Linked DNA regions of Homo sapiens: region 1 is linked to region 2. Evidence: read pairs that join two places in POLR2A ChIA-PET (ENCODE). Cell type or tissue: MCF 10A. All regions are shown on one strand. Links, peaks and the distances in the headings refer to the core of each region. The heading gives the core; the rest is flanking DNA.

Region 1 (9,855 bases), core at 4-5,003, 140 kb before region 2:
TGACAGGGTCCGGCCAGGCCATAGACTCCAGGTTCACCTGCTGTGGGTCCCAAGTGGCTGGGTAGGGGGAAGACAGGGTGACATTCCTGTTCCAGACTGGCACTCCTTTCTGTTTCTACCCTTGACTGTGGGCAGCTCCCCTCTCTGCCCATGGGGTTCATGAGCAGCCACAGGGAGAGACCTGGGGAACAGGTGCCTGTTGCTTGCCTTTGAAAAATACTTCCCCCAAAGTCTGTTTTCTTTCTTCTTCTACAGAGTTTAATTTGCGAGTCTTTGATATACACCATGCCCTGGATAAACTATTTCCAGCTCTGGAACAATTCCTGTCTGGAGGCCGAGCATGTGGGCAGAAACCTCAGATGAGGGCTCATATGATTGAGTTGTGCACTGGCTGTTATTAAACTGTAAAGGATCATGTCTCCCTCATTGGGGTCTTATTACACATGCACACACACACATGCACACACAGAGTGTACACGTACACACACTTGCACATACTTACCTTCACAACCCACACACACAATGCTCATACTCACGACACCCTCACACTCTCACCACTCACATACATGCACATTCACTTTAACAGCCTCACACACTCATCCACCCGCCCACCCACTCACTCCTACATGTCAAGCACATGCACACTCACTCGCACACACATTCAGTGGTCTTCAGGGGTTGGTGCAATCTTTTCTTTCTTTTCCTTTCTTTCTTTCTTTTTTTTTTTTTTTTTTGAGACACAGTCTTGCTCTGTTGCCCAGGCTGGAGAGAAGTGGCGCAATCACTGAAGCCTCCGCTAAAGTGGAGCTCACTGAAGCCTTGACTTCCCCGGGCTCAAGTGATTCTTTCACCTTAGCCTCCCAAGTAGCTGAGATTACAGGTGCACACCGCTTTGTCCAGCTAATTTTTTAAAACACTTTTTTTGTGGAGACAATATCTCCCTTTCTTGCCTAGGCTGGTCATGGACTCCTGGGCTCAAGTAATCCTCCTGCCTCAGTCTCCCAAAGTGTTGGGATTATAGGCGTGAGCTACCGCACCCACCCAGCTGATGCAATTAGAACAGAATGTTCATAATCATTGGGGAAACCTCATCATTCTTTCTACGCCACCCCACATCTCTATGGCTTTTCTGAATTTAGCATGTCCCTGAGCTCTGACCCTAGTGTGGGGAGCCCTATTTCTTCCCAGCACACACACAACACTGTGACTCACACACATTTTTGTGAGTGTGTCTGAGATTCCCAATACCAAATTCACATTGAGTGACTCACTAGAGGACTCACAGGACTTAGCCTAGAGTCATTCTCATGGCTGTGATATGACAGCAATGGGACACAGGGCAAAACCAGCAAAGGCAAAAGGTGCATGGCGCTAGGTCAGGAGAAAACCAGCCAGGAGCTTCCAGAGTTCTCTCTCGGTGCCGTCACACAGAGCACGCTCAATTCCCCCAGAAGTGAGCTGTGGCAGTATGTGTCACAAGGAAGCTCCTTAAGACCCAGCAGCCAGGGTTTTTACCGGGGACTGGTCATGAAGGTAGTCTCTGCCTGGCACGTGCCAAAATTCCAGACTCCCAGAGGATAGCAGGGGTTCAATGTCAACCTCACTGCTGTACAGAGAATGTAAACACACTGAGGCCCTCTTCTCATGCAGGAAAAGTTTTCTATCAGTGTAGGGAACTGTTGACCCTCCAAGTTCTCAAACTCCATCCAAGGCCAGCCTTGCAAGCAGCCTTTCTTTCTTTTTTTTTTTTCTTTTTTTTGAGACGAAGTCTCGCTCTGTCGCCAGGCTGGAGTGCCGTGGCACGATCTTGGCTCACTGCAGTCTCCGCCTCCCAGGTTCAACCAATTCTTCTGCCTCAGCCTCCCTAGTAGCTGGGACTACAGGCGTGCACTGCCACGCCCAGCTAATTTTTTTGTATTTTTAGTAGAGACAGGGTTTCACCATGTTGGCCAGGATAGTCTTGATCTCCTGACCTGGTGATCCACCCGCCTCCGCCTCCCAAAGTGCTGGGATGACAAGCGTGAGCCACTGCGCCCAGCCTGCAAGCAGCCTTTCTAAGGACAGCAGTTCAGGCGGGCCGTGCGAACTCATTTCTGCACACTGAGTCATTGAGCCTCCCATGTTCTGATGGCTGCTTAAATAAGACCTGTGTTTTCTCCTCTTCTCTGGCTGACAGTCGATTAGAGAAGGTGCATGTTAGACCAGAAATGGTCTAATAGCCACAGACAATGGCTGACAGTGTGCCTATTGTACCACTTGACCATTCAGCCTCTTCCCAGGCACCAGCGCCACCAGCTGGTCATAATGGCAACTTGAGGGAGTATTGCTAAAGGGGAAGAATAAACATAGAGCAAGAACCTCAAACTTGACAGCAAGGCCTGAGGGAGAAGAGAGGATGGAGGAAGAGAGTTAAAGGAGGTGGAATTCCTGCGCAAAAAACCCCACAAAAACAACCTCCCCACAAACGTCACAAAAACAAAAAGGCCAGAAAGCACCCAGTCCTGCAAATCTAAGCTAATTGAGGGCTGACTGGGTGACCAGCACTGGCCTGCTGCCCACATTATCCTATTTGATCATCATGACCACCCTACGAAATGGCAACTTTTTCTCCACTTTATAGATGAAGAGCCTCCAAAGGCAGCCTCTGTCCAGATTCTAACATCCTAACTTAACACAGCTTGTTGGTTGCATTTTTAGAAATGGAGTCATACAATATATATTCTTTTGTTTCTGGCTTCTTGAATTCAATACATCCGTGTGGTCGTGTGTAGTTATAGTTCACTTTCTTTATTGTATAGAATTGCTTTGTGTAAATATACCACAATTTATCTATTGTACTGATAATGTACTTTTGGGTCGTTTTCAGCTTCTAAGAACAATAGCTATTAACAAGCGTGAGTGTGCCTGTCTAATGCTGGACACATTACATGTACTTCTTTTCTTTTCTTTTTCTTTTTTTTTTTTTTTTGTGAGACAGAGTTCCACTCTTGTTGCCCAGGCCGCAGTGCAGTGGCACGATCTTGGCTCTGCCTCCCAGGTTCAAGTGATTCTCCTGCCTCAGCCTCCCAAGTAGCTGGGATTACAGGTGCCTGCCACCATGCCCAGCTAAATGTTTTTGTATTTTTAGTAGAGATGGGGTTTCACCATGTTGGCCAGGCTGGTCTCAAACACCTGACCTCAGGCGATCCACCCGCCTCGGCCTCCCAAAGTGCTGGGATTACAGGCATGAGCCACCGTGCCTGGCCACATACATGTGTTTCTATTGGATATATGCCTAAGAGTTAGTTGGTAATAGGATGTGCTTATGTTTAGCCTTTAGCTATTTTTTGCTCAAGACTTTTAAACATTGTTTGTTTTTTACCTAATTTGTTTTTCTAATGTTACTTACTTATCGATTTAAATCTTGTTCAACCTCTAAGTTCTTACTTTTTGAACATCTTTTATTTATATGGTCTAATTGTACTATTTCTATCTTTTTTTTGCTTTCCAACTTTAGAGTCATCTCTTATTATTATTATTGTTATTATTATTTTATTTCAATGGGTTTTTGGGAACAGGTGCTGTTTGGTTACATAGATAACATCTTCTGTGGTGATTTCTGAGATTTTGGCACACCTCTCACCTGAGCAGTGCACACTCTACCCAATGTGTATTTCTATCTCTTTAAACACAATTTCATATTGACACTCTATTCTTTTTATAATGTTTTACCAAACTTTATGGCATTACTTTGAATTTTTTAAAGTGAACTCTCCCACCCCACCCGCTCACCTTGCTTTCATAACTAGCAAACAGGAATGGTGGGCCTGAGCCAGCATTGAGACAGGAGTGGGCACCCAGGCCCTGGCTGAGTACAGGGAGGCAGCACAGCAGAGCTCTCCGGCGATGGAGCAGTGCTGTGTCTTGAGCATGGTGCTGGTTACACGAATGTACACGTGTGACTAAATGGCACACACACAGTACCAATGTTGGCTTCCTAATTGTGATATTTTTCTGTGATGTGATAAGATGTAACCATTAGGGGAAACTAGAGGAAGGACACAGAGGACTTCTCTCTACTACCTTTGTAACTTCCTGGAAATATATACTAATTTTTTAAAAAACTTCAAAGAAAGCCCCCACAACGTTGGCTGAGAAATCCAAGAGATTAATGGGCATAAATGTTCCACCTTCTCTTTTTAATCTCCCCAAAAATAGTAATGCCTGCCTTGGGGACACCATAGCAAAAAATGTCAGAAAAGTGTTGACTGTTGACTGGTATTAAATTACTACCACTGCCACTGCCAGCATTCTTCCTAATGGTTAATATTTATTTGAATGCCTGCTTCGTGTTAGGCACTGTGTTAAGCAATTTATATGCATTATCATCATCAATCTTTACAACTGCCTCAAGGAGTAGGTACTGTTATTCTCAGTTAAAGATGAAGACATTGTAGGTTAGCATCATCCCAGGCAGTTGGCGGAGGGAAACCCCACCTGGGCCCCGCTGAAACAGGGTTCTGGGCATTCCAGCACTTCAACAGGGAGAGTAAAAGCCAAAAATAAATTATTTGTTCTTTCAAAGCCAATCCCATCTTGGTGAGAACTGGTGTTGCTGACGTGCATCTCAGCTCACAGTTCACACATGCAGGAGCTCTCCTGTTGGTGCTCTGCCTATAGTCTCTCAAATCTCACACTTTCTGTGCATGCCAGCTTGACTTCCCTGTGCCCTTTTATTTGTGCACCGTCTCTGCCGCTTACTCTGCCCTGGAGCTGCCTCAGGCCAGAGGTACTAGGGAATTCATGCCCCCTAAGAGCCAATACTGATGGGAACTGAACTGTTGGATAAATACCCCAACTCCCTCTCCCCGCAGGGAAATGAATGCTGTAATGCCGTGTGTATGTGTGTGTGTGTATGTGTGTGTGTATATGTGTGTGTGTTTGCTATGGTGTCCCTAGACCTCACCTGTTGTATTAAACCCAAGGCTTTTGCTTGAGCTCTTGGGAACAAGATCTTCCTCCCTTTCTTACTGGATGTGAAGGAGGACACACCTAACCCATTGAGCTGCTGGCAGCCTCCCTGCAACCACATGGAGGAGGAAGTGGAGTGGGGTAAGCCCGGTGACATCATCTGAGACCTTGAATCAGGCTGCGGAGTTGGGGGATGCTTCCTCCCGTGGCTGCTGTGCCTTCTGTGGAAAGAAAGCCCCTTGAACAGAGGACTCCTGGCTTCTCCCTGTCCTCAGGACTTCCTCTCCTGCTGGGATTAATCTGACTGGTCTGTTTGGGAAGAATGAACTGGGCATTGTCACCAGGTCTGCCTCCTTCACGGGGGGCACATATGTCCCTTTGCTCCTCTAGGAGAGGAATTTATTTATAGACAGACCTGGTTTGGTCCAGTGTTGCTCGTGCAAGGGGGCAGAAGTCTAATTCTGGAGTTTGCAATTAGAAAGTGCACTTGCTTGCAAAAATAAGGCACATCTCTCAACCTGGTTATCATATCAGTAGCAAAGGCCTTGTCTTTCTTAGTTCTTTGGTGATTTCTTCTTATTTCACACTTTAGGTAAGGAGAGAGGGTGATCTTCATTGGGCCCCTCAGACGTGCCATCACAGGCCATACTTGCAAATGTCTCTTGGCTGTTCAGTTGCTTTGAGCTTCTTCCCTCTCCTTATTCTGCTTCTCAGTTTCTCCATACTATTTTAAAATCTAAAGAATCTTAAAATCTTGCCTGATATGAGAATGAAATTGAAGTTCTGCTACCATGAAGGCATAGGTGATAAGGTCAGGAATAATGTAGGTCACCTCATTTGGACCCCCAAACTGCCCTGGCCCAGCAGACTTTCAGATTATTACTATGAGCTGAAGAATTTGGATAAAAAGAAAAAGAAAAAAAGTGGAATCACGATCTTAAGAGAATATGTTGACAAACATTTATTGCCTATATTAAGGATTATTGCCCATTGCAGGATTCTCTCACATGCAGTGGCCGCAGTTGTACACTCCAGGACACCTAGTCACTGCTGCAGCTTTTGTTCAAAATTTTGTACTGTTCAAACCAGGGTACAGCAAACACTGAGAAGAAGCAGTTGACTTGCTAAAACAAAAAACAAAGGCAATATTTTAAAAGACGCCAGGTGAAATTTAAAAGGAGAAGGAAGAGGATGTAAGACACGAAGATGGAGAAAAGGCTACCACCTCTCCACCCCTACAATCCTATTTGACCACAAACAGAAGGACATTTTCTGGAATGATCCCAGCAATGTTACTATCAAGCGGCTGAAATCAAAATAAATATCAAACAAGATATTTAGAAATAAAGTGTCTGCGCAGCCCATATTCACCATGGGTACTGCTGATTCTTTTTTCCCTCTTCATTTTTACTCATTTTTTTAAACTTCACTTCTTCCCTTATTTGTCCTCTCTTGGCTCCATTTATTCATCCACCCATTCTTCCAACCATCTATTTATCCCTCCATTCATCTACCCATATGTCCATCCATCCATTTGTCCATCCATTTATCCTTCAGTCCATCCCCCATCCATCCATTTACCCATCTGTCGACCCATCAACCCATTCATCCATCCTTCCATTCATCCCTCATCCATCTCCATTCATTCTTCCATTTATCCCTCCTTCCATCCACCCATCCATCTTTACTTCCTGACTTTGCTTCCTCTCCCTCAGTGCATGCAGCCTTGCTTCATTTCTTCATCCATCTGTCCATTGCACCATCTCCCACAGATGGGCCAGTGCCAGGTGGGATGAAGGCCTGTTGGAGCTGGAGCTGCCTTCGGGGGTGGTGGCTTCCCAGCAGAGCACACGCATGCAAGTTTGTGCCCCTCATCCACCCTCACCCACCAGTCAAATCATTTCTGAACTTGTTTCCTCACCTCCTCCTCCCCCTGGATGAACATGGCTGGATGAAATGAGAGAGGACAGGAGCCCAGCACTTGCGCGGCCTTGTCATGTTGACTCTGAGGTATTCAGTCAGCGCACCTGACAGGTCCCTCCCACAGGCTGCTTAAATATTAGGAATTGTCTGCTTCCCTCGCCCCAGAGTGTGCCCCTGCAGCTCGGCCACCTCAACTCCTCTCTCTGGACATGTTCAGCCTCCTCACACTCCTTCCAGCAACAAAGGAGCAGCATCTCGGCTGTCTCCACCTTTGCTTTCCCTCTCTGAGGAAGGAGGTGTTACCCATGCATTCTTTTCAAGCCAGCTTGAGTAAATTCCAATTAATTCTTCCCAACTCATTCTAAAGCCACAGAAAAACCTCACTGAAAAGGACTTCTGTCTACGTTAAAGTGCTTTTACCCAATACCTTGTGAAGCTCCCTTTCCTGGGGGACACAGTTCGTGGTCTCTGGCTTTTGGCAGGTGGTCCACTGCATTTCCACATTCAGGTGATACTCCAGGTGGTCAGTGACCTGTGGGCGCCAGGCGTGGGGGAGGCACAGCTTGTCCCCTTCTCCCCTGTCTGCGGTTTCTGTGCCTGGGGGCTCCGCTACCCCACGTCCAAGGGCAAGGAGCTGGTCCTAGGCGGATTAGCGGGCTCCTCTCTCCTCTATTTGACTCATGATTGTTTTTGTCATTCCAAGAGAATTAACCAGAAACCATCAGAAACATGAACTTTCCCCCTGGGCAAATCTATCCCTTGGGTAATGCAAGTGACGCTAGTGATTCTGGATAGGGGTCTGTAAACTTTTTCCGTAAAGGGCTACATAGTAAACATCTTACGTTTTATTGGCCATGTGGTCTCTGTAACTACTCAGTTCGGCATGAGTGTGGCAGCAGCAAGCAGTGGCAGACAAAGCACAGGCATGCTCATGGCTAGGTCACAAGAACACGACTTACAAAAGTGGGCGGCAGGCAGTTTTGGCCCTTGGGATGTAATGTGCTGAGGATCCCTGGTCCTGGGTTTTGTTTAAGTGCCTTAATTTCATCACCCTAGTGAATTTATGCTTCTCTTAAAGTGCTCACATCAAGCTAAGCAAGGTTGAATTTCCCTTGAGTGGGACTATTCCTGACACCAGTGGCCACCCGATGTGGGCGTATCAGGCCTGGGGAGAGGCGGGAAGTCATACACTCACCTGCCTCTGGACTTTAAGGACTCGGAAGATCCTGAAGTGGTACTTGTCATCACTTTCCTTGTTATACTGGTCGGTGATCCACTGCAAGCTGTCCTTCGCATAGTTTTCTACTGCCATCACTTCATGGACGCTTAGAAAGGTTTTCTTCCTTGCTTGGTAGGGGAGGGCCATCAGAGTCAATAGAATGGCCAACAGGAGCTGTAGGGCCTGCCAGGGCTCAGCCATCATCCTTCAGCTGCAGAGGAACAGGAAGAGTGTTCTCTGTACTCCTCAGGGACAAGTCGAATCACACTGACCCTACCTGCCCTGGCAGGATTTAAGAGCAGCTGGTGGTGGACACCCACAGCTCTCCTCTCCTCCTCCTCCCCCTTCATCAGCAGCTGAACTCGAGGGGAGAGCAGCAAGAGACTGTGCAATGGTTTTTGCATAAGTTCATGCCACACACACACAGGATAACACACACATTTTCTCTTTTGAGGGGCTGCTCCCTCAGCAACACACAGGCTTCTGTGGACCCAGCATTGTCTTGGTGGGAGCCAGGCGAGGGCCCCTGGGAGTCCTGGAGGATGGTAGCTGCTGGAGACACGGGGAGATTGGATGCCAGGACTGGCGCATTCATAGGTGAGCAGTGGGGGGTGGGCACTGTGGGGAGGGGCCGCCTGCACCGGAAGCCACTCTCCCCCAGCCTGGTTCCTGGAGACGAGTTCTGGAAAATCCCCTCCCTTAGAGGACAAAGGAGCAGAGGCACCCTACAGAAAGGTGTGAAGGGAGGGAGAGTCAACTCTGACACCGACGATTCCCCAGTACCGACAAGTCCTAGAGTGGCCTCCGCTGGACTTGCATGTTTTGGAGGAGGAGGCAGTGGCGAGGAAGCTTCAGGTGTGAGACACAGGGAGCTTTCTGGTTGGACATTCTGGTCTCCTAAAGGTCCCATCCTGGGGACCTGATGGGAGTCCCCAGACTTGGCTGCCAGTTAGAGAAGGAAGAAGCCACTGGTGGGTGGAGGCTGGAGCTTGTGTCCCACGGCACACAGAATGCAGGCTTAGTGCGGTTATGTTCGATTCCTAGAAGGCCTGTTATGGTGTCTTTTGGGAAGATGCGATATAAAAATGTGCAGTGATGGCTCCTGTGTGGGAACCCGGGGAGGAGCCCTGGGCACACCCAACGCCTGTTTCGAGGCTTCCTCATGTGCCTCCAGGGGATGCCAGGAACCAGGAAGCCAGGGCCTCTTTCCTGACACCCCTGCTCAGCCTTCCCTCACAGACACACTTGCTGCATAGCCACATTCACACCCGAACACACGGACACACAACACATACACATACCTACACACACAGTCACACTCACACTGAAACACAGACACACAACACACAGAGACACATACCTATCCACACTCACACTGAAATATACAGACACACACACCTACATGTATACATCCACATTCACAGTGAAAAACACAGATGCACAACACACACACATACCGCCACACATGCACACATACACACTGAAACACACACACAACACACAGAGACACACGCACCTACATGTACACAACCACACTCACACTGAAACACACATACTACACACACATCTACACATACACAATGACACTCACACTGAAACATATAGACACACAACACACACCTACACGTACATGCCCACACTCACATTGAAACACACAGACACACAACACACAGATACACACACCTACATTACACACCCACACTCACACTGAAACACACAGACACACAACATACACACACACCTACATGTACACACCCACACTC
Region 2 (10,189 bases), core at 3,009-8,008:
CAGACTTTTTGATGTAGGCATTTAATGGTATGAACTTTCCTTTTAGCACCACTTTTGCTGTATCCCAGAGGTTTTGATAAGTTGTGTCACTATTATTCAGTTCAAAGAATCTTAAAATTTCCATCTTGGTTTCATCATTTACCTAATGAAGTGCAGATTATTTAATTTCCATATATTTTTATAGTTTTGAGAGTTTCTTTTGGATTTACTTTCCAGTTATATTCCACTGTGATCTGAGAGGACACTTGATATAATTTTGATTTTCTCAAATTTATTAAGACTTGTTCTGTGACCTAGCATGTGTTCTGTCTTGGAGAATGTTCCATGTGCTGATGAAGAGAATGTATATTATGAAGTTTTTGGGTAGAGTGTTCTGTTAAAATCTGTTAGGTTCATTTGTTGGAAGGTATAGTTTAAGCCCATTTTCTCTTTGTTGACTTTCTGGCTTGATGACCTGTCTAGTGCTGTCAGTGGAGTACTGGAGTTCCCCACTGTTATTGTGTTGCTATCTCATTTCTTAGGTCTAGCAGTAATTGTTTGATAATTTGGGAACTCCCATGTTAGATGCATATATATTTAGGATTGTGATATTTTCCTATTGGATTAATCCTTTTATCATTATATAATGTCCTTCTTTGCCTTTTTTCACGATTCTTGCTTTCAAGTCTGTTTTGTTTGGTACAAGCTATTCCTGCTCGCTTTTGGTTTTCATTTGCATGTAATATCTTCTTCCACCCCTTTACCTTAAGTTTGTTTAAGTCCTTATGTGTTAGGTGAGTCTCTTGAAGACAGCAGGTACTCGGTTGGTGGATTTTTATTCATTCTGCCATTCTGTATCTTTTAAGTGGAACATTTAGTTCATTCACATTCAGTGTTGGTATTGAGATGGGAGGTCCTGTTCTGTTCATTATGCTAGTTATTGCCTAAGTACCTTGATTTTTTTATTGTGTTATTGCTTTATAGGCCCTCTGAGATTTATGCTATAATCAGGTTCTATTTTGGTGTATTTCAAGTTTTTCTTTCAAGATTTAGAATACCTTTTAGCATTTCTTGTAGTACTGGCTTGGTAGTGGCAAATTCTCTCAGCATTTGTTTATGCAAAAAAGATTTTATTTCTCCTTCATTTGTGAAGCTTAGTTTTTTGGATACAAAATTCTTGGCTGACAATTATTTTGTTTCAGGAGGCTAAAGATAGGACCCCAGTGCCTTCTGGCATGTAAGGTTTCTGCTGAGAAATCTACTGTTAATCTGATAGGTTTTCCTTTATTGGTTACCTGATGGCTTTTTGTCACAGTTCTTAAGATTATTTCCTTCATCTTGACTTTATATAACCTGATGACTATGTGCTAGGTGATAATCTTTTTGTGATGATTTTTTTCAGGTGTTATTTTATCTTCTTGTATTTGGATGTCTAGATCTCTAGCAAGGGCAGGTAAGTTTTTTTCACATAGTCTCTCAAATAAGTTTTCTAGACTTTTAGATTTCTCCTCCTCTTCAGGAACACCAGTAGTTTTTAGGTTTGGCCACTTAATATAATCCAAAGTTTCTTGAAGCCTTGTTCTTTAATTTTTTTTTTGTCCTTGTCTGATTGGGTTAATTTGAAAGCTCTGTCTTTGAGCTCTTAAGTTCTTTTTATTTTTTATTTATATATATTTTGTATTTTTTCCATAAGTTATTGGGGTACAGGTGATATCTGGTTACATGAGTAAGTTCTTTAGTGGTGATTTGTGAGATATTGGTGTACCCATCACCTGAGCAGTAAACACTGCACCATATTTGCAGTGTTTTACCCCTCATCCCCTTCTCACTCTTCCCCCCAAGTCTCCAAAGTCCATTGTATCATTCTTATGCCTTTGTGTCCTCATAGCTGAGCTCCCACATGTCCGTGAGAACATACGATGTTGGGTTTTCCATTCCTGAGTTACTTTACTTAGAATAAATAGTCTCCAATCTCATCCAGGTCACTGCAAATGCTGTTAATTCAGTCTTTTTTATCGCTGAGTAATATTCTATTGCATATATATACCACAGTTTCTTTATCCACTTATTGATTGATGGGCATTTGGGTTGGTTCCACTATTTTGTAATTGTGCATTGTGCTGCTATAAACATGCGTGTGCAAGTATCTTTTTTGAATAATGAATTTCCTAGGTGTTATTTGTGCTTCTTGTATTTGGATGTCTAGGTTTCTAGGAAGGCCAGGGAAGTTTTTCTCAATTATTCCCCAAAATATGTTTTCCAAGTTTTTAGAATTCTCTTCTTCCTCAGGAACATCAATTATTCTTAGGTTTGGTCATTTAACATTATCCCAGACTTCTTGGAGTGTTTGTTTATATTTTCTTATTCTTTTGTCTGTGTCTTTGTTGGATTGGGTTAATTCTAAGACCTTTTCTTCGAGCTCTGAATTTCTTTTTCCTACTAGTTTAATTTTGTTGATGAGACTTTCCAGAGCATTTCACATTTCTAAGAGGGTGTCCAAAGTTTCCAAAATCTTTTATTGTTTTTTCTTTAAACTATCTATTTTCTTGAATATTTCTCCCTTGACTTCTTGTATTGTTTTTTGGATTTCCTTGCATTGGGCTTCTCTTTTCTCTGGTGCCTTTCCAATTAGCTTAATAACTGAATTCCAGAATTCTTTTTCAGATAAATCATGTATTTCTTCTTAGTTTGGATCCATTGCTGGTGAACTAGTGTGATTTTAGGGGGAGTGTTAAAGAGCCTTGTTTTGTCATATTACCAGGGTTGGTTTTCTGATTTCTTCTCATTTGGGTAGGCTCTATCAGAGGGAAGGTCTAGGGTTGATGGCTGTTGTCCAGATTATTTTGTCCCACAGGGTGTTCACTTGATGTAGCCCTCCCCTCTTTTCCCATAAAAGAGGGAAGTGTTTGTTCCTGTGAGCCGAAATGCAGTGTTTGTTGTCTCTCTTCTAGGTCTAGCCACCCAGCGAGTCTACCAAGCTCTGGGCTGGTACTGGGGTTGTCTACACAGAGTCCTGTGATGTGAACTGTCTATGGGTCTTTCAGCCGTGGATATCATCACCTGCTCTGGTAGAAGTGGTGGGGGTGGGGGTACATTGGACTCTGTGAGGGTTGTTAGATTTAGTGGTTTAATGCTCTATTTTTGTGCTGATTGGCCATCTGCAGAGAGGTGGCGCTTTCCAGAAAGCATCAGCTATAGTAGTGTGGAGAGGGACCAGCGGTGGGCAGGGCCCTAGAACTCCCAAGAGTATAGGCCCTTTGTCTTCCTCCACCAGGGTGGGTAGGGAAGGGCCATCAGGTGGGGGCGGGGCTAGGCGTGTCTGCGCTCAGACTGTCCTTGGGCGGGTCTTGCTGCGGCTGCTGTTGGGGATGGAGGTTAGACTCCCAGGTCACTGGAGTTGTGTACCTAGGAGGATTATTGGCTGCCTTTGCTGAGTCATGCAGGTTGTCAGGGAAGTGGGGGAAAGCCGGCAGTCACAGGCCTCACCCAGCTCCCACGCAAACTGAAGGGCTGGTCTCACTCCCACTGTAACCCCCACAATAGCCCCAAGTCTGTTTCTAGGTGGTGGGCAAAATGAGCTTGAGAACTTGCCCCAGGCTACTCACCTCCAGGCTGTGAAAGAAAAGGGCTTGGTTCTTCCCTTGCCTGTGGAGTCTACACACCGGATTTGCACCCTTTCCTGAGTTCTGGCCAGGAGGCTTCTCACCCATTCAAATTGTTACACAGTTCAGCTAGAGATTTCCTTCTTCCTATGGAGTCTTGCCCCACCACTCTTCTGGCAGTCTTCCCAGTGGATCCCTGTGGTGTCAGGCAGGAATGTCCTACTTGGGGGGCCCAACAAGCTCCCAGGGTCTTTCTGCTGCTTCCTCTACCCCTGTATTTCACTCTGCTCTCTAAATTGACTCAGCCCCAGGTAAGGTAGGAAACTTATCTCACCAACAGACCTTCAGTTTCTCCATTGGGGGTGTGAGTTCAAGAGAGGAGGGTTTCCCTTTCCCACTTTTGCAGTTGGAGCACTCATAGTATTTGAGGTGTCTCCTGGGTCCTGCAGGAGCAATTTGCTTCTTTGAGAGGGTCTGTGGATCCTCTTGGGATTGCTGGATTGTTCTTGCAGTCAATCTGGAGCTAGAATTCACAGCGTGAGCTTCCACACGCTGCTCTGTTCAGAGCTGTAATCTAGTCCTGTCTCCTGTCTGCCATGATGATCCATCACAGATTTTGTTTTAGCTGTTTAAATAAATTTATTAGGTTTATAAGTAACAATATGGATAGATCTCAAAATCAGGATTTGGTTTTTCTTATTTATTTATTATGCTTTACGTCCTGTGATACACGTGCAGAACATACAGTTTTGTTACACAGATATACATGTACCATGGTGGTTTGCTGCACCCATCAACTCGTCATCTAGGTTTTAAACCCTGCATGCATTAGGTATTTGTCCTAATGTTCTCCCTCCCCTTGCCCCCCACCCCCTGACTGGCCCTGGTGTGTGATGTTCCTCTCCCTGTGTCCATGTGTTCTCATTGTTCAATTCCTACTTGTGAATGAGAACATGTGCCACAACCAACTTTTTTACTGTTGAGTTTTGAGAGTTTATTACATATACTAGATACTAGTTGTCTGATGGATATATGATTTGCAAATATTTTCTCCCACTCTGTAGTTTGTCTTTCCATCCTCCTCACATGGGTTTTCACTGAGCAAAAGCTTTTAATTTTGATAAGAAATAATTTATCAGTTTATTATTTTATGTATCATGATTGGAGGTTTAGTCTAAAATGTATTTTCTGTGCATGGTGTTTTCATATGCATATTAATTTATATTCTATGTCTCTAGAGGTCTGCCCTTTTTCATTACTAATATTTTTATTTCTTTATCTCTTTTTCCTTTCCTCTCTCTTCTTTCCTGACTCTGCCAAAAAACACAAGAACAATGTAGACCAAATACTCATGGCTGAATACTTCCCTGCCATGGTGGAATGTGTGTGTCACACACATTCCACCTGCAGAGCATGGACTCATATGCCTACAAGCTGGTGCATGTTCTGAGTTCCTAGAGGAAGAAGGTTGGTAACCACATCCTTTCCTTCCCAGCCCTCCCTTACTTGCTACCAATAATGGATAGGGGTGTGGTGTCTAATTAAGGAGTCCTGGTTTATCATTTGTAGTCCATAACAAGGTAAAATTTGAGGTCTATAGTATAGTAAGGTATAATATCTAGTTTAGTAATTTTAAGTTTTTAGAAAACATTTTACTTTGAAACATCTAAGAACTTATTCAAATCTAATTAATAGTGCTTAAAACATTTTTTCAATCTTCATCTTTTCTATGACATTCAACTGAAGAATGACTTCAAAATAAGGACTACTAAAGAGATGAAGCTACTGAGTTAAAAAAAATATATGGACTAAAAATGTCCATAAAGACAGATTGAGAAGTACTTCAAATTTTATGTCAAAGACATAAAATGACAACAGATACTTAGAAAAATGGGAAAACTGGAGACAGAGTGAGAGAGAGAGTGAGAGATGCAGATTCAGAAGCAATAAGGAACCCCCATCAGTCCTGAGAGGCTGCTGTGCGGTCAGTTCCTCTTCTCTGATTTCCACCTGCTCTGAGCTCCTTGGTGGGTCTGCACTTAATGAACTGAAGGGTTTTTTACACTCTTTCTCAGACCACAGCTTTCAATCCTAAATGATTTTCTTTTAATCAAGTCACTACAGAATGCAATCAGGAATGCACTGTTTATCTGGGCTGCAGGTATGGACAATGAAAATGATCTCCCAATGGAGCACTTTTGGTTAGGAGGGAGAAGTCGGATTGCTCTTCCTCCTTCAGCACTAAGATCCTGCAAGAAGGGCAGAGGGACTCCAACCCTGCACAGAGCTTAAGCCTCTGGAAAGACTCTGTGCAATGCCCTGGCTGGTTCTCTGCCCCCTGCTCTCTGGGCTGGAGCCTTCCACGTGGCTTCCTGAATCTGGCAGTCCCTGAGTCAGTGTGGGGTTTGATAAGAATGTATGAATGAGGAAGGAGGATATGGAATGGAAAGAAATAGAATTGAGTGGAAAGAAGAGCAAGGAAAATTTCAAAGTGCATTTTGCAATGGGGCAGATGTTATTTCTTGAAGCCATTGTCCCAAGGATGTGTGCCTGTGTGTAATGGGAGCACTGTGTGTCATTTTTCTTGCTGGAGGTCAGGTGAAAGTTTTGACAATATGCTGTAGATGAGGCTCCCTCTGTCCCAGGGCTGAGGTTACCCTGAAAACTCTTGGAGATCCAACACCCTCCCGGGCATGTGGCGCCATCCTCTGGGAATGCAGTTGCAGGATCAGATGCCTGCTGAGAGTGAAGCTGTGTCTCATCGTGGGAGAGGTGGAGGTGAAGCTGGAGACAGGGGATACATTAGTGGGGTCTGACTCAGCCTGTGTCTGCCCCAGGACCCACCATACACACCTGCTCTTTGCTCTTAATTCCTTAATCTGGAGAAGGTTCCCCAGATTTTACCTCCAGTGAACTGATGCCAGGCCCATGAGTGAGCTCCCTAATGCAGTAGCATGTTTGGGCCTCTCCCTACAATGACAGCATCTTCACTTTCAGGTATTTAGGTGCAGAAAGAGGGGCGTGTTCACTGTAATCTCTCTGTACATTAGATAGAGTCCAAGACCGTATTCTCAATGGAGCTACTGCTGGGGAGAACTAGGTGTGGGAAATTTGAAGACAACATTGATAACTGCCCTTTCCAAGAAAGCACAGAGCTGAACGATGTAAGACAGGGCAACATCTTCCCTCCTGGACACAGCTGTGGATGCCACATAGGGTGTGGTATGGGCACAGGTGCAGCTGACAAAGAGACTTAGAGGAGTTAGCCTGCAGCAGCCTCTACCAGGCTGCCCTGCTTTTGCCTTAGTGGGGAGTGCAGAGGGGAAGGCAGCCACGGGTCCACTTGTAGGCTCCCGGCCAATCTGAGTTTCCTGACTCTGCCCTGTCATGCCACTGCAGTGGCCTGTACCCAGGGCACATGGCCTTCAGACTGCTCTTGTCCGCCTGGGGTCCCAGTCTCCTAAGCCTGAGTAGAGGCTGTTTCCTCTCTGGTCTTCCTCCCCAGTCTTCGTCTGCCTTCTGAAGAAAGAGCGTGGTGGGGATCCAATATCACCTCTTTCTGAGTGTGCAGTTCTCAGGGTCCCCCTCCCCTAATCCAGAGCCTGAGGCAGGTGGAGGCTGAGGAGGGACCCCACTGCCCTCCCTCCCTCGTCCTGCCCTGGCCCCTGCTGAGCTGTAATGCCTGCTCCAGAGGATAGGGACAGGGGACAAGGGGAAGCCCAGCTCTGGGGACAGCCTACCTAGGACAGGTGGGCCCCCTCATCAAAGGATTAACTAATAGGTTAAACATTGGCCTACATCTGAGAGCAGCTCTGGGGAGACAAAGTGACTTTTGTGCTCTTGGGGGTATGAATCACACAGGCCAGCCTGTGGAGTCCCAGGAGGCCACTGTCTGGGAAGTGGGTCCTAACACAGGTTACCTTGAGTGAAGAGGGAGCCCCAGATCTGGAAGCAGCTAAGAAATGTCCCAGGAGTGGGGCTGGATGGCCCCACATGAGGATGAGAGCCGCATTCAACTGACAGCTTGGGAAATGTGCAAGGTGGATATTGATCCTTTGCTCAGAGTGGGAGCCATGAGCTTCCTGAGCCCCCTGTCCCCAGTGCCTCGCCCATGCTTTCCCTCCCAGATGCTCACCTGCTTCTTCACTTTTAGGACCCAGCCCTGGGTAATGCAGTGTGAGCTCCTGAACAAGACCTGCTCAGAGGGGTTCCCCTGATTGCTTCTCACCCACAGGCCCAGGCTCAGGCTGCCCTCACCTCTGTGGACACTGGCAGTTCTCCAAAGGTGGCTCTGCTGTAGCTGACCAGCTCCATATTTGTTTGTTCTTTTCAATTTACAATTCCCTTGGATTCATGACGGGGCATGCAGATGCTGTCAAAGTAAATTCCACACTTCTCCAGGTTCCTCATGTAGAATATAGGTCATTAAACATCAGCATTTCCAGAAGCTTTGTGTGCTAGTGTCCTGGAGAGAGGGGCCTGGGCAGTTGATGGAGTTATTCTCAGCAGGGCAGCCTCGTGGGCTCTCAGGGGTAAGTTTTTATTCCCTGTTGGGCCTCCTGAGTGGCTTCCAGAGGCACAGCTAAGGTGCGTCTGAGCCGCCATCTCAGGGCCCCTTGCAGGCTGCAGAGGGGCAGTGAGGGTGGCCTCCCAGCGCACGGGATGTGCACATGGAGCAGGACAGGGACTCGGGAATCCCACACAGCCCATGTGACATTTGCACTAATGCTCAGAGTGCATGTATACCTAATGTGTTAGCTGAGAATAGCCAGCAGCTGTGGACACCCTGTCCACATCTCCCAGATCAGGCTTCGGCATGCATTCTCTGTAAAAATTTAAGGAGTAACTATTTTGGTCTTTGTAGGCTTATAGTCACTTTCTCAGCTACCCAGCACTGCCTTTGTATGTTGAAAGAAGCATAGACAGTGCATAAACAAATAAGAGCAGTCGTGTCCCAACAAGACTTTGTCTACACATGGAGACAAGCAGACTGGGCTGCTTTTGGCCCTCGGGTCATGGTTGCCAACCCCTGACCTAACAGGCCTTCTGAGTGCAGCTGCCGCTGGTATCCCAAGTACCAGTACATGGGTAGCTCCCAACTCATGCACCTGCGACGTGCCCAGATTGGCTAGTGGCTTTCTCCGTGTAATTGGAGCTCCTCCAGCAGAGCAGGTACACCCCTGTGGTGTGGGAAAGGTCAAGTCTGAGAGTCACACTCCTTCTTCAGGAGGGAGGCAGGTGAATGTCCCAGTCTCCCAGCCTCTGGGCATCCAATTCAGAGGTGCATGTCACATGGTTCTCAGAGCTCCCCAGCAGAATAAACACCCCCGGCCCCAGTGTGACCCATTGATAACAGACACCTTGCGTTTCCCCTTCTCTGTCTCCCTTTCTCACATGTGTCCCCTGGGATCACCTCCAAATAAACTACCTGCACCCACCAGTCTGTGTTTCAGGGTCAGCCTGGGGGGACCCAACACAAGACCTGTGGTGCGTTTGGACCATCGTCTTGGGACTTGTCCTCCATAGATGTGCTGGGAGGGTGGCCCCTCGATCATAGGCGTTCAGGCAAAGCAGAGGGGAGAGCCAGGCCTGGAGACCTCCCTGCGGCCTGCCAGCACTGAGGTAGGCACAGCTGCTGCACTTTGTCCCATCTGGCCTCTGGAACCCACACAGCCCTGCCGTGCCTTGCTCCAGACTTGAGCAGATTTTCCTCTGAGACCCTCCCACCACCTCCCCTGTCTGCTCCCACCCTTGGTCCTTCTCTTGACCCTGACTCCATCAGCAGAAGGAAGCTCAGAGGAGGTGCTTTATCCACAGTGATTCCAACAAGTGTCTTCCAAACAATCCACCCCACTCATTTCATTCAAGAACTATTTCTGAGGCAGCTCCCAGGACAGGGTCTCATGGGGAGTGAGCCCACTGTGGGGGTTGTCCTGGCTCCCTCCTTCATGAAGCAAGGGGAGAGGAGCCCACTCCAAGGCACTGGCCCTTGGGAGGATGCACTAATTCCTGCCTGACTCAAGTTACATGTGTGGGTCTTTTAACAGTTTTCTATACCTCCTAGAAAGGAATATTCACGAAATATAGGATTTTTCCTGGCTACAAATATATCTCCAGGGTTCAAAGCAGTGCATGACTTGAACTGCGTGCTTGGATTTTGCATGCAGACAGGGCTAGCATTGAGGGCTCTGTTGCTTTGGAAAGATCTCTCCTCTCTCACACTTACCATCAATTCCTACTCCTGAAGTTGGCCTCCTGGTCACTTCTCTTTCTGGAATTTTTATAGTGAAGAATCAGGGAATCGCAGCCATGAATGCTGTGTATGGTCACAAGGTGGGTCTGCAAGTAAATCCTGTGCCAGAGGCCAAGCCAGGGACATGCTGGGAACACCTAGTCAGTAGCATCCCTGGGCCTCAGCCCCAGGAAGGAAAAGGAGCATAGATTGTAGTGTAGTGTCACAAGTTTCCTCCTTCTCTGGAAATGTGAGTTCTCATCCAGGTCTGCATCCTCCATCTCCTAGTCCCTCATCCTCTGTCTCTGCCTCATTTACATGGAGATGACAATTTTTGCTTGGCTGCCTTCAAATGGCTACAGCTGAAATCAAATGA

Evidence for each region. Peaks named below come from ENCODE experiments on the same cell type or tissue, not always from the same donor. Only the 100,000 strongest peaks of a DNase experiment are listed, where the experiment ranks them.
Region 1: POLR2A ChIA-PET joins it to region 2 with 5 read pairs; 4 of 35 experiments call an interaction of 5 or more read pairs at or near these places.

Annotation. Positions count from the first base shown.
Region 1 is chr20:23,444,516-23,454,370 of GRCh38, forward strand. It overlaps CSTL1 (cystatin like 1), which reads left to right. Exons shown (of 4, transcript NM_138283.1): 4 at 256-415. The coding sequence ends at 363. CST11 (cystatin 11) reads right to left here and starts at 8,361. Exons shown (of 3, transcript NM_130794.2): 1 at 8,069-8,361; 2 at 7,301-7,405; 3 at 5,897-6,074. The coding sequence starts at 8,296. The coding sequence ends at 5,991. RefSeq lists silencers at 2,198-2,257, 2,278-2,377. In MCF 10A, for the core only: a CTCF peak has its summit at 2,263 (motif pointing left); DNase peaks (open chromatin) are centred at 1,266 and 2,266.
Region 2 is chr20:23,578,713-23,588,901 of GRCh38, forward strand. It overlaps the pseudogene CST9LP2. Among named protein-coding and RNA genes, the nearest start is that of CST9L, 15 kb to the left of the region's middle. In MCF 10A, for the core only: no CTCF peak of the experiment used is centred there; a DNase peak (open chromatin) is centred at 5,019.